Linked DNA regions of Homo sapiens: region 2 is linked to region 1. Evidence: chromatin contacts called from ENCODE Hi-C data. All regions are on one chromosome and are shown on one strand. The core of a region is the stretch at or near the end of the contact, and the rest is flanking DNA. Distances in the headings are between cores, read along the strand shown.

Evidence for each region. Hi-C counts contacts between places; a loop is a spot of excess contacts on that map. Pooled maps may share reads with other maps.
Region 2: a map of mammary epithelial cell shows a loop between it and region 1 (9-fold over the local background). The contact joins the promoter of MAP3K9 here to the promoter of SYNJ2BP-COX16 in region 1. A Hi-C loop is called at or near these places in 4 of 168 maps with a recorded cell type or tissue (OCI-LY7, PC-9, chondrocyte and 1 more), 3 of 37 single-sample maps with no recorded cell type and 16 of 50 pooled maps.

Annotation. Positions count from the first base shown.
Region 1 is chr14:70,414,827-70,421,862 of GRCh38, reverse strand. SYNJ2BP-COX16 (SYNJ2BP-COX16 readthrough) reads left to right here and starts at 4,773. Exons shown (of 5, transcript NM_001202549.2): 1 at 4,773-4,963. The coding sequence starts at 4,900. SYNJ2BP (synaptojanin 2 binding protein) reads left to right here and starts at 4,773. Exons shown (of 4, transcript NM_018373.3): 1 at 4,773-4,963. The coding sequence starts at 4,900. LOC124903339 (a long non-coding RNA gene) reads right to left here and starts at 4,778. Exons shown (of 2, transcript XR_007064237.1): 1 at 4,675-4,778. RefSeq lists enhancers at 4,698-4,807, 3,787-4,986, 4,918-4,997.
Region 2 is chr14:70,803,921-70,811,068 of GRCh38, reverse strand. MAP3K9 (mitogen-activated protein kinase kinase kinase 9) reads left to right here and starts at 1,556. Exons shown (of 12, transcript NM_001284230.2): 1 at 1,556-2,303. The coding sequence starts at 1,898. It overlaps MAP3K9-DT (MAP3K9 divergent transcript), which reads right to left and starts at 2,285. Exons shown (of 2, transcript NR_184164.1): 1 at 1,782-2,285. RefSeq lists a silencer at 1,355-1,994 and an enhancer at 2,935-2,994.

The sequences.
Region 1 (7,036 bases), core at 3,524-6,023:
AAGAGAGGTATCAGTTTAGGGGTATAAGGGTTAGAAATTCTCATTTTATCATAATTTAAGATGCCTGCTAGGCATCTAAATTTTGAGATGTTAGGTAGGCAACTGGGTTACACAAGACTGAAGCTCAGTGAAGAGACATGACAGCTGGCATATTAATGGCATTAGAGCCAGGGGTCTGAATTAGACTTCTTATAAAGATAGCATATATATACAGAAGAATAAAGAGTACCAATCAAAAAGGACAATAGAAGATAAAATAATTGTAAATGCCTTGTGGCTATCTGCTGTCATCAATAGCTGGGGTCAGCAGTGCAACTTGCAGCAAGAACTTGAAAATTAAAGCAATAATACTGCTATCAGGTCTAAACTTTAAAATCAACAAGTAATGGGCCAGAGCAGAGATATGCAATGCCAAAGGCTGTGACTTCACTGTAATCTGTGTTATGGGCTGTGTTGTATGCCTGCAAAATTCATCTGCTGAAGTACCTCAGAATGTAACCATATTTGGAGAAAAGGTCTTTAAAGAGGTAAGTAAGTTAAAATGTGGTCATTACGGTGGGCCCTAATCTAATATGAACGATGTCCTTATAAGAAGAGGAAATTTGGAAACAGACATGTGTGCACACAGAGGAAAGACCATGTGAAGACAGAGGTAGAAGATATGGCCATCTGCAAGCCAAGGAAAGAAGCCTCTGAGGAAACCAACTCTACCTGCACCCTGATCTTGGACTTCCAGACTCCACAGCTGTGAAAAAATACATTTTCATTGTTCAAATTACACAATCTGTAGTATTAGTTACAGTAACATTAACAAACTAATATCGTCTGATTAAATGTAATAATAATACAACAAAGAAAAAAGTGTGTCAATCACAAAAGAGTTTTGTCACCTAAGGAAGCATAGAAAAAATAAAATATGCAGGAATTTGAAACTAAATAGGTAAGGGCAAAAAGTTGGAACAAATGCTATGTCAAAGGAGAGGTGGATAAGTCCCAAATACAAACATATTCATGAGTTGGTCATCAAAGAGGCTGATAGAATAAAATACTGAAGTAGGAGGGGACTGAAGCAGACAAGAGAGATTAAAAAGACAAAGTGAATATATGACAGGAAATGTGCAAAAATAGAGCAAGGTGTGATTAAGGTGAGGCAAGGTTTCCACTAATTTTGTAAATGGTAGATTGAAGTTTCCACTACATTCTACATTTTTTACATAACTCAAGGTCATAAGCAGAAAGGTTAGTTCAGACAGAAAGTGTCACTTCTTGTGTCAGAGACTGCCAGTGGCCTCCCAATATCCATTCTCCCACTTTCAGTTAATAATAATAACCTTGATTTTTATGGTTGGCACATTTCTATCCCTGAGATTACAAGAAGTCTATGACATTTCCAGGAGGTCTTCTTTGCCCTTCCTTCATTACCTTCCTGGAATGTAGATATGATGGTTGAAGTTCCAAAATCCATCTTAAGCATCTTGGACCACGAAGTAAAGTCTACACTCCAGGGGTGAGCCACTGCACCCGGCCTGATTCCATAATTTTTCTCAATTGTTTCCTCTGAGTAGGATCTCATTTTCTCTGTCATTTGCTTTCCTACATATTAAAGCTCCCTCATTTTTTTTTTTAATTTATTTACTTTTATTATTTTTTAGTAGAGATGGGGTCTTGCTCTGTTACCCAGGCTAGAGTGCAGTGCTTCAATCACACCTCACTGCAGCCTCAAACCCCTGAGCTCTAATGATCCTCCCGCCTCAGCCTCTAGAGTAACTGGGACTACAGGCATATCACCACGCCCAGCTAGCTTCCTTGTTCTTCCATTGTTACTGGAAAGGGGTCCTGATCCAGACCCCAACAGAGGGTTCTTCAACCTTGTGCAAGAAAGAATTTGGGGCAAGTCCATAGAGTAAAGTGAAAGCAAGTTTATGAAGAAAGTAAAGGAATAAAGAATGGCTGCTCCATAGGCAGAGCAGCCCCGAGGGCTGCTGGTTGGCTATTTTTATGGTTTTTTCTTGATTATATGCTAAACAAGGGGTGGATTATTCATGAGTTTTAGGGGAAATTGGTGGGCTATTCCTGGAACTGAGGGTTCCTTCCCTTTTCAGACCATATAGGGTAACTTCCTGATGTTGCCATGGCATTTGTAAACTGTCATGGCGCTGGCAGGAGTGTCTTTTAGCATGCTAATGCATTATAATTAGCATATCATGAGCAGTGAGGATGACCAGAGGTCACTTTAATCACCACGTTGATTTTAGTGGGTTTTGGCTGGCTTTTTTACCACATTCTTTTATCAGCAAGGTCTTTGTGACCTGTACCTTGTGCTGACCTATCTCATCCTGTGACTTAGAATGCCTAACTTCCTGGGGATGCAGCCCAGTAGGTCTCAGCCTTATTTTACCCAGCCCCTATTCAAGATGGAGTCGCTCCAGTTCAAAAGCCTCTGACACCATTATTCCTATACTTCTATTAGGGAATAAAGGCAATTTACATATCCCATCTCTCACTCTACTTATTACCAGCATTTCCTCAACTTGTTTAGGATACTTTTTTCTTTCACTGCCCTATGTATTTCTTTTGAAGCTGTGTGTTCAGATGAAAAGGACAATTTTCCCAGGTACTGAGAGGTGATTCCCCCACCACCGTCCCCACAGTGGTCTAAAAGAAACCTTGTGTTTTTTTCCTTACAAATCTCCTCATTGATGATTTCTTGATTTTCCCCCCATTTCTATTTGATCTTTTCTCTCTTGACATTCCAATGTCATTTATTTTATTTTATCTATTTATTTTTTGAGATGGAGTCTTGCTCCGTCACCCAGCGTAGAGTGCAGTGGCACGATCTCCACTCACTGCAACCTCCGCCTCCTGGGTTCAAGTGATTCTCCTGCCTCAGCCTCCCATGTAGCTGGGACTACAGGCCTGCGCCACCACGCCCAGCTAATTTTTTTGTATTTTTAGTAGAGATGGGGTTTCACCATGTTGGCCAGGCTGCTCTGGAACTCCTGACCTCAAGTGATCTGCCCACCTTGGCCTCCCAAAGTGCTGGGATTACAGGTGTGAGCCACCCCGCCCAGCCCCCAATGTCATTTATTTATATTACACATTTTTTTAATTTATCATTCTCTGCCTTTTATAATGATCATTTTATTCACTCATCCAACCAACATATGAAGAGCTACTATCAATCCCATTTTAAGATGGGGAAACAGAGTTCAGAGATGTTGGATTCCTTGCTCAAAGACAGACAAGTTTAAGGGAATGGAATGGAAACTTGAGCCCAAGTTGTAAGTCATAATCTGTGTTATTTCCACTATCCCATCTTTTTTTTTTGAGACAAAGTTTCGCTCTTGTTGCCCAGGCTGGAGTGCAATGGTGCAATCTCGGCTCACTGCAACCTCCGCCTCCCGGGTTCAAGCGATTCTTCTGCCTCAGCCCCCCGAGTAGCTGGGATTATAGGTACCTGCAACCACACCGAGCTAATTTTTTGTATATTTAGTGGAGACAGGGTTTCACCATGTTGACCAGGCTGGTCTTGAACTTCTGACCTCAGGTGATCCACCCGCCTCGGCCTCCCAAAGTGCTGGGATTACAGGCGTGAGCCACTGTGCTCAGCCTCCACTATTCCATCTTAACTTCTCTCAGAGTGAGCAAATAAGAGGTCTTCCTGCCGAATCTGCCCCTATCTCCTTCTGTTTGGTAAACATAGTAGCTGCTGCTTTGGTTTTTTACTCTAAATTTAAATGTCTTTACATTGGCCTTGCACTTTCTAGTCCTCTAAGATCCCCACCAATCCCTGTGGTCTAACTCCAGGTTGCTTCACAAGGTTGTCACCTTCCTGGCTCTTTAGGCTTTTGTGTTTTTGACCCCTGAAGTTTCATTCAAGTTCAGTTTGGAATGTCTCATTCCAAAAGTCAGGAAGACTGGCCTAAAGTTATACCTAAGCCATGCGTTAACCTTATTGTAAGAGTTAAAACATTAAAAAGATTGAATTTTCCCAGTTGCCAAAAGAATGAGACATTCCCCCACCCCCCTTTCTTAAAACATTTTCTTGAGCAAATTGTAATTATAATCCGTGTGTAGTGTGTGTGTGTGTGTGTATCTTTTTAAAAGCTAAATAAGCCTCTTGTCAGATAAAACCCAGGAATTGTTTTCGTCAGGTCCCGGGAGCCAACTCCTTGAAATTTAAGTATCAAGGTAGACAGTGCCCCTATGTTCCAGGCTCGCGGGAGTTACCCGAAGCGCCTTGCTCCAAGCCGTAAGTACCTGTTTGTCACAGAGATAACGTTTTATTTTTCCTTTGGATAAAGGCAATTAACCAACACAGGCGGCCACTCCAACGGTGAACTACCAAAAATTGAATACCAAACCATGTTAACTCGTCTTACATGAGAAGATGCGTGTGCTTTGGCTACATAAAATGTGAGATTTTTGTCTCTCTTTGCAATCTCATTAGTGGATTGCCTGTAACACCCATTCCGGTCTGGTTCGATGCTTACAGAATAATACACCTTTTTTTTCTTTTCTACATTTGTGGAGATTTTCTAGGATGGCAGGAGATTTTTTTAAAATTTTTTTTCTCGACAATATCAATTTATTTAGGTCCCTTACTTTTACTAGCCACCCCCTTCCCACTTGCTTCCAATGGCAAATTAGAATGGTAACTTGCCCCTTGCTCACCTCATGCTTGGCTTTGGGAACCGGTGAGAAACTGCAATCCATTGGCGGTAGGAACCACGATTCCCAGCATTCCCAGTGCTCCGAGTCCTTCGGGCTTCCTTTTCCGGGTCTCGAGGCTGCTGAAACCGAAACCGCTGTGCTGTGGGCGCAGCGCCGAGATTGATTCACCTTCACCTGTGCTGCACTCCAGCTGACCCAAGTAGGAAGCCAGACGAGCTGTAAAACATGAACGGAAGAGTGGATTATTTGGTCACTGAGGAAGAGATCAATCTTACCAGAGGGCCCTCAGGTATGTGCGGAAAGGGTCATATCTGACAGTAGGGGATTAGAGGGTGTAATTGCAGACACCTCTGCTGCTGAGCCGGATTCACCTGGCCTCGGGGCGGGCAGGCCACAACCTAGAGGTTTCGTGCAACGCTTCGGGGTGCTTAGAGAAAATATATTGAAATCCATCATTAGCCAGATACGGGTCTGAGGAATCCACCTCAAAATCCAGTTGGATGAACACAAATATATATAGTCAAGAAGGGGTTCTTTGTGCAAATCGTGCTAGAAAAGCCTTTTTAAAAGCCTGCTTTTTTAGCCTGCTTATCGTGGATACCACATCCTTCTTTCCGTTGCCTGTTCTATCCCTCCCCCTATGAGGGACCGTTTAGTAAAATGGGAGCATAAACGGTGTGGACTCTGAATGCATAGCCGTTTTCCTGCAGCTAGGATCCCTCCCTCGCTCCTTTGATTTCTGGGAACTTCATTTACAATGTCAACTAGAATGTTAAAGCAGGAAGAGCCCTTAGAAATCTTTTATTACACAGGTTCCCAAACTTGGTTCCGCCACAAAATTACCCAGGGCTTTAAAAAAAAAAAAAAAAAAGAAAATAAAAAGTTAAATCTTATCTCCCATCTGCAGGGATTTGGATTTAATACAGATTTATTTTATTTATTTATTTATTTTTTATGAACACCTCATGTGATTTTGAGCAGCCAAACTGCTATCCTCTTCCCCCACTGTGGCTCTTCATTAAACCGGGCTCTTGACATTACTACATTCTGCCTGCTTTCGACTTTGTTTACTTTCCTTTACAACTATTTAGTTGATCAATTAAGAGCTCTTTAGCTTTGGAATTACAGTATCTGGGTCTAAATCTTGTATCTAACCTCTTACTGATTCTTGATACTTATTGGCTAACTTAACTGATGTAAGCCTTAGTTTATCATCTCTAAAATGGGGATGGTTATAAATATACTTCATAGTGTTGTGAGAATGAAATGAGTTAATCCATGTAAAATGTTTACAACATTGCTTGACCTATGGTAAACAGTATGTGTTTCCTACTATTGTTACTGTTAATGGATAAATAGCTAAACTGACACAGTAAATCCTACTAATACTGTATTCCAAGAGTCTCTAATAAATCATCAAGTACTCTGAGCTCCATCTCTGAAATGTTCCTGAAATTCTTTCACTCCTGTTTCCCTTGCCACTACCTAGGACAGTCCATCACCTTTTCTCATCTGCAGTTCTGCAGTAGCTTAATCATGGATAGATTATTCTTTATAAAATATAACTTTCAGAATTATCCATACTTTGTGTCTTCTTTTCTTTTCTTTCTTTCTTTTTCTTTTCTTTTTTTTTTTTTTGAGACAGGGTCTCACTCTGTTGCCCAGGCTAGAGTGCAGTGGCACGATCTCAGCCCACTGCAGCCTCTCCCTCTTAGGCTCAAGCAATCCTCCCACCTCAGCCTCCTGAGTAACCGATACCATGGGTGTGCACTGCCACGCCCGGCTAATTTTTTTGTATTTTTGGTAGAGACGATGTTTCACTACGTTGCCCAGGCTGGTCTCATTTAAACTCCTGAGTTTAAATGATCCACCCACCTCTGCCTCCCAAAGTGCTGGGATTACGGGTGTGAGCCACTGTGCCCTGCCTTCCTTTCTATTATTAAAAATTGGAAGTTGGTTTTACTTATCGGAATATAACTCATCACTAATACCATTATTAATATTTTTTTTTTTTTAGAGACGAGGTCTCACTTTGTTGCCCAGGCTGGTCTTGAACTCCTGAACTCAGGCAGTCCTCCTGCCTTGGCCTTCCAAAGTGCTGGGATTACAGTCATGAGCCATCATGCCTGGCCTATCACTAATCTTAATGGATTAGTGTCATGCTCCATATGTGCGCCTAAACTTTTGTCAAAGGCTCATTTGGTATGCCCAAGTTTCTTGGATTCATTTTTTTGCTATTTTATATAAATGTATCCTTCACTCACTGTTAATATTTATTGACTTTTGAGGCTAACATAGAAAGTTACTTTTCAATCAAAATCTGTTTTTTTGTACTTTTCATCCATTGATAACTTGTTCTCTT
Region 2 (7,148 bases), core at 307-2,806, 390 kb before region 1:
ACTCACCCTTGCTAAATAAATCATGTCTATTCCTACCACTGAAGGGGAAAAGGTAACAAAGTTTGGTAGAAGTTGGGCTAGATCCTTCAGCACTGGCTTATTTAGAAATTTCAGAGGACTAGGTGAGGTGGCTAAGGCCTGTAATCCTAGCACTTTGGGAGGCCGAGGCAGGTGGATGACTTCAGCCCAGAGTTCAAGACGAGCCTGTACTTCCAGCTACTCGGGAGGGTGAGGTGGGAGGATGGCTTGAGCCTAGGATGTTGAGGCTGCAGTGAGCCGAGATTGCGCCACTGCACTCTGGCCTGGACAACAAACTGAGACCCTGGAAGAAAAGAAAAGAAAAGAAAGGAAAAGAAAAGAAAAGAAAAGAAAAGAGAAAAAAAGATCAGAGAACCTTTCTTACTGGAAGTCAACGTTGCCACGACAGGATTAAAGCAAGAAGAAACATTATGGGCCTCCTATCTCGTCCTTAATGTTCAAAACGCAGGGTATAGCAAAGCATATAGGAAGAGGTCGTCCTCACTCGTGAACTCAGCATCGGGTTCTACGTTTATTCTGCTTTGGTTCTTCTTAATCTGACCTCTATAGACTTCGCCACGATCCAAGGTGTAATTCCAACAGGCAAAAGAAGTCTAAGGATTGTCGAAAAGGTGGCTCCCTTCAGACAGACCAAGCCCAATTCATGGCAGCGTTCCCAGCCCCAGTTTGAAGCTCAGTAAGGTGGTCTCTTGCCTTTCTGAATTCTGAAAAAAGAGTGGTATTGGAATCTCTTCTTACCGGAACCCAGGAGAGGGCGAGCTGTGGTGCAGTCCTCATAAAGGGGAGAACTGTAGTTTTCAGAGTTCTAATGAACATCCCAATGGGCCTAAAAGGCTTCAATAAGAGATGAAAGGTTCCGGGTGAGAGTGGGCGTGGGCGAAGCTGATCCCTCTAGGTCGGACTAAGGCAGAGCCAGATCCAAGAGGGAGAATCCAACTGTAAAAGGGATCTGGGGAAGAAAGAGCTCTGTTGGGGGTGCAGCCGGATGAAGAACACCGGTGCTGCTCAGTGCAGCCCCTACCCATCCATGGCAAACAAAGGCAGCTGCCTCCCTTCCAGCCTTTTAGTTTGAATGAAGGCTCAGTATTACCTTTTAGGATCCACCCTTCCCTTCTCACGCACCCAATGAGGCCGGAGCCTCTTCCTGCCGGGAGGTGCTGAACTCTCCCAGGAAACGGACAGGTGCCGCGAGCCAATGGAGGGAGCTGCGGCGGGCCAGTGGGCGGGAAGAGTGGGTCGACCTGGGTTTGAGAATGACAGAGCCCGCAATGGGGGAGGGCACGGTGCGACGGCGGCGCAGGGGGTGAGAGGGACCTGCGAGACGGCCAGCTAGGCTGCCCCAACCACGGCGGAGGAACCGGGGACTGGGCGGCCGCAGCCAATGGGAAGGCAGCGGGCGCGGGGCGGGGCGGGCGTGGGGCGGAGCCCCCTGGGGTCCGCAGGGCTGGGGCGGAGCCAGGCCCGCGTCAGGTGGTCCCGGCGAGCTGGCGGTGCGGGGGGCGGGGCACGGCACGGCGCGGAGAGGAGAGCGGCGGCCGGCTGGCAGCGGCGGGCACCGGCTGCGCGAGCAGGTACCGGCGGCAGAGGTGACGAGGCCGCCCCCGGGGGGGCGAGCGGGCAGGCGGGGACTCGGCCCGCTGCGCCCCTAGGCTGCGCGAAGAGCTCGCGCTCGGCGCTCTTCTCGTACCGCGGTAACAGCGCCGGCGAGCCGGCTCTCCCAGCCCTGCCAGCCCGGGCCCTACCTGCGGCCGCCGTCGTTGGGGGGGGGTCCTCCCAGCTCTGCGGAGGCGCATGAACAATAGGCGGCGGCGGCTCCTGCGGGCGGCGGCGGCCCCGCACCCTATGGATCGGCCGCTCCATGGAGCCCTCCAGAGCGCTTCTCGGCTGCCTAGCGAGCGCCGCCGCTGCCGCCCCGCCGGGGGAGGATGGAGCAGGGGCCGGGGCCGAGGAGGAGGAGGAGGAGGAGGAGGAGGCGGCGGCGGCGGTGGGCCCCGGGGAGCTGGGCTGCGACGCGCCGCTGCCCTACTGGACGGCCGTGTTCGAGTACGAGGCGGCGGGCGAGGACGAGCTGACCCTGCGGCTGGGCGACGTGGTGGAGGTGCTGTCCAAGGACTCGCAGGTGTCCGGCGACGAGGGCTGGTGGACCGGGCAGCTGAACCAGCGGGTGGGCATCTTCCCCAGCAACTACGTGACCCCGCGCAGCGCCTTCTCCAGCCGCTGCCAGCCCGGCGGCGAGGACCCCAGTTGCTACCCGCCCATTCAGTGTAAGGCGAAGGCGGGGCCGGGCGGGGAGGGGGAATGACGGAGGCCTGGGGGGCGGTCGGGGAAGGGGGGAGCACTGCGCGAGGGCTGGGATGAGGGCGGGGGGTGGGGAGGACGATTGACCTGGGTGTGGGTGGCGCGCGCTTAGGCTGCCCGGGCTTTGCTTGCTGGATAAGCTCGAGACGCCTCAGGCCCTGCCCGCACTTCAGACGCTTGGGCTTCTTCACCTTCAGTTGGCCACCTCAGCAGTGGCTCCCGATTTCCACATCCTGAAGTCCCAGTCTGAGAATTTGCCAGTTTCCCAGTCCCTTCTCTTACCCACCCCCCCGCCGCCCCCCATTCCCAATCTGGAAGTGTTTATGGCAAGATGGTGGTTAGTGTCCTAGCCTTAGTCCCCAAATCAGGGACCTTGCCACCACCTCTTCTAACGCCTGTCCCCGCCTCCTAAAGGCATTTGCTTTCAAAGAGATGGGGGTGTCTCCGCAGGGCTGAGCTGGCTCACAAGTCCCGGAAGCATGTGTGAACTCAAGGCTCAGTTGCCTGTAAAATGTCGGGTTGATTTCTTGGATCCTATTTCTTATATCTCAGAAGTTGTACCTTTAGGAGTCTCACTGATTAATGTGCTAAGAGGGATGTGTGTGTTGAGAGTGGGGGTGAGACAAGTGATGATTAGAGAGGAAAAAGTATGTCGTTCCCCCATGGGAGATCAGGATTGCAAGGTACAGTGGCTGAATCCCAGTCCTTTGACAGTGAGGCTGTTTGGGAAATACATTTTCTTCTTTCTTCTCATTCTAGATCCTTGCCTATCTTTGGAACTGGTCAAATCTCAGGGGGACCATGCTCAGGGGTCCCTCCCAGGGCCTTTCTCCCAGTGTCCTGGTTTCCGTCAATTTTCCAGGAGCCCCATATTTCATACCCTATAATGAAATCTTCTTTTTTTTTCAAGGGAGTTAAATTGCCATCACAATCCCTTAATCATACTAGTTTATTTCAGAAAAAAACATGTAAATATCTCTTTAGTGCAGTTTACACTATTTTGTATTTGAGAGTTTCCATAATCTCTTATCTGTTAAAAAGGTATTGTTAATATGTATTAATTACTGTTTATTCCTTATTTTGTATACTTTCATCTTAGTTGATTTTTTAAAACGTCATTAGCAAGGACCAACTTTAAATATTTAAATATTAAGATTTCCTTTGTAACAGTTACGTTTTTGGCTCTGTAAGTTATTTTTTACCCCAGCAATTGTGTTACTTTAATCTTGAGTTTTTTTGTTTTTTTGAGACAGTCTCGTTGTCTCCCAGGTTGGAGTTCAGTGGTGCAATCTCAGCTCACTGCAACCTCTGCCTCCCGGGTTCAAGCAATTCTCCTGCCTCAGCCTCCTGAGTAGCTGGGATTACAGGCGCCCGCCACCATGCCTGGCTAATTTTTGCATTTTTAGTAGAGATGAGGTTCACCATATTGGCCAAACTGGTCTCGAACTCCTGACCTCAAGTGATCCGCACGCCTCGGCCTTCCAAAGTGTTGGATTACAGGCGTGAGCCACCGTGTCTGGCCTATCTTTAGATGTTTTTTAAAAACTAGCACATAATATCAAAATCATAGCCTCTTCGCTTGTTTTTCTGCTCTTCTTTTTCTGTTGGTGTTTTGACTATCAAATCGATGTTCAAATCTTTAGGTTCCCCCTCTCCCTCTCATTCAGTTTAAAACTTCATTTTTCTTCATTTTGATCTTTAAAATGCCTGGAGGTAGCAAATTACTTTAAATTGTTTCCAGATACTACATCTTTTTGGGACTAGTTTGGTAGCCTTAAGGCTAAGCATCCTGGCATAGTGTTTTGAAAGTGTTGAAAATGAACTTGGTCATATATTGGAAGAAATATGAATAGCCTGGCATGTTAGAAAACAGTGTCATTTTAAACATAAGTCAGATTTTGATTCTGTGGGTGAAGTTTTGTGATTTTGTTTTCAGGGACAGCTAATGTCAAAGCAGAAGAGCTAGGTGAGGTTCGTGATCAGGAACTCGGTTTCTTCAATATCTTGTGCTCTGGCTGCTAGAGCAGTCAAGAGTCAGTATGACTTAGGCTGAAAAACTGTCCACAGAGCTAGGCATGGCAACAGCGTGCTACTTTTTCATTTGGTGGCCAGGACTTATCTTCATTGTCATACAAGTTATCTTGGATAGAGTGGATTCCTAAATCTGGAACCCAGATGTTGAGAAAGTAGGAAGTAACTTGTTCTAATGGAAAGAATTAACTTGAAGAATATGGCATTTGAAAGACCTGACACGTTCTTTTATTTGGCCTCACTAGGAGTTCTGATCTTGACTAGAATTAATTTTTGATAATTCAGAAAATTTAGTTTCAGTCAAAAACTAATTATTGAGTACCTAGTGAGTGATAGATACTGTACACTGTGTTAAGTACCAGGACATAAAGAAGTGATAAGATCAGAAGTTGCTTATAAGTTACATGAGGGAGATTAAGTATGTAAATATAAAACTTCAGTGCAGTGCCTTGGTTCATCAGAGGGTGAACATGGGCGGTCATTGAAGTCTATGTGCTCTACCAGATCAGTTTGTGTCACTCGGAAAGTGAAGACGATTGACAAACCTTGTCTCCGAAGACTTGGAATGAAATTGAGCCACTGACACTTCATCGCCAGAGTTACCCTTTTGAACTTCTCCTCTGAGCATGTGTTGTGACGTTGCATTCTGGACCATGAATAGAAGACATTAAGTCAAGCAATACTGTTCAGCTTTAGTTTCATATTATTGCTTCTTAAAGTGAAAATTTAGCTTCAAACTTTATTTAAAAGCTTTTTTTGTTTTTTTAATTTTTAGAGACAGGTTTTCACTCTGTCGCCCAGGCTGAAGTGCAGTGGCATAATCATAGCTCATTGCAACCTTGAACTCCTGGGCTCAAGAGATCCTCCCACCCCAGCCTCCCAAAGAAGCTGGGACCAGAGGCGCATGCCACCATGCCCAGCCAATTATTTTTATTTACTTTTTTAACAGAGGTGAGGTCTTGCTTTGTTGCCCAGGCTGGTTTCAAACTCTTGGCTTCAATCATTCCTCCCACCTCAGCCTTCCAGAGTGTTGGGATTATAGGCATAAGCCACTGTATCTGGCCTCAAACTTTATTCAAAACAGAAGGGGAAATTACTAAATATTATGACAAAGAAAACATATAAAAATGATATTATAAATCATTTTACATTCATATAATGCTTTAATCCTCTCCATTGTAGGTACTTGTTAGAGTTTAGCTGTCTATGGATGACAAGTATAAATAACCCAGGAGCTCATCCATCGTCTTTATTTTAGTGAAAGATGAAAAATGTACAGTTCCAAACTCATTATCTTGGGAGATGCAATCCTAGGTATTATATGAAAGTTTCTCTAACAAGAGAGTTGTTTCAGTTTTCAAACAGGGCATACATTAAGGTTATTAGTTTATGTTTTTTATTATCTACATCCACTAGAAATAGAAGGACATATTTTCAGATGTACCTAAGATTTTTGAGTGAAGTATATAACATTCACTTACTCAAAACCCACCAAAATATGCCTAAACATTCAGTTTCCAAGCATACGATTGAGAGGGAATAACATCTTGACTTTAAAAATGGAAGAACTAAGGATTTATTCCTGATATTCCTGGAAATATCCTTCCACAGAAACTGAAAAATGTGCTGAATGCAGCTTGACCTGATTCTTACTTAAAACCAGGTCTTGACTGGAGCAGGGAAGGGAAGGAGAGCCCCACATACTCTGCTGCAGCTGAAGGTCTAGTTCCTTCGTTCCTATCCACAGGGACTGAGCAGGGAAGGAAAAAGAAGGTCCTTCCTCCCTCCCTTCTTTCTGGGTTCTGTCTTTTATCTGCTTGAAAGTTGTGTTCTATACTTTTCTTGGAGTCAGGTCATAATATTTGCTTAACTAAATAGCAAGAACCTGAGATTTTTATGTTCTACTCAAAGAGAGGTTATTGCTTTCCCTTCCCTGCAGAGGTTTTTAGAGGAGCTGTCCTTTCAGCACCCTAGTACTGAATCATGTCTTTTAAACCTCCCTGCATTTATTTTTTCAATCCCTCCTGCATTTAAATGAATATTTAACACCTACTGTGTGTTTACAACTATGCTTAAGACTGGAGGAAAGAAGGGAGGGTACAAGAGAAAGTACAATAGTTAAAATTCCCTTAAGGAGAATTCAGATACTCAGTTGAGGAAATAAGAAAACAGATACAAATTTGTTAAGTAATCACACATCTTTTCATATGTGTAAAAGCTGCTAGAAAAACATGAATGTTCCTCCCTCCATGACCAGGAAGACTCTTAACATGTATTTCTCCAAGAGAGTTTCTAATCTTTCTTTATAACATAGGCATATTTTTCTCATTCATATAGATGACATCAGGCACAAGTTAGTAATAAGTCTGGATTCATTCTGGGGCTCAGAAACTCTCAAGCTATTTTGAGCAAGAAAGAGATTTAGCACAGGAAATTCTGTGCTTGCAGAATTGTTGGAAGGGCTGAGAGAAGAGGCTCTCAGCTGGACCTATGTGAACAACTCCCAGAACATAGCAGAACTGGCCCACCAGGTCAGCTGCTACTTCTCTAATTGGGAACATACAGAATCAGGAGCTGCCATTGAAGCTGTTGGCTTCAAAAACACCCTGTTGTGTCTGCAGCCCAGAGATTAGGCAACCACTTGGCTATGAAACATTCCTCTCCACATCTACAGACTTAGTGATTGGACACCAACATGCTGATGCAAAAAATCCCTGCAGCAAGAACATGGTCTTCATCTCACTTCTGCCTTTCAAATATTGTGCATCTAATTGGCAGAA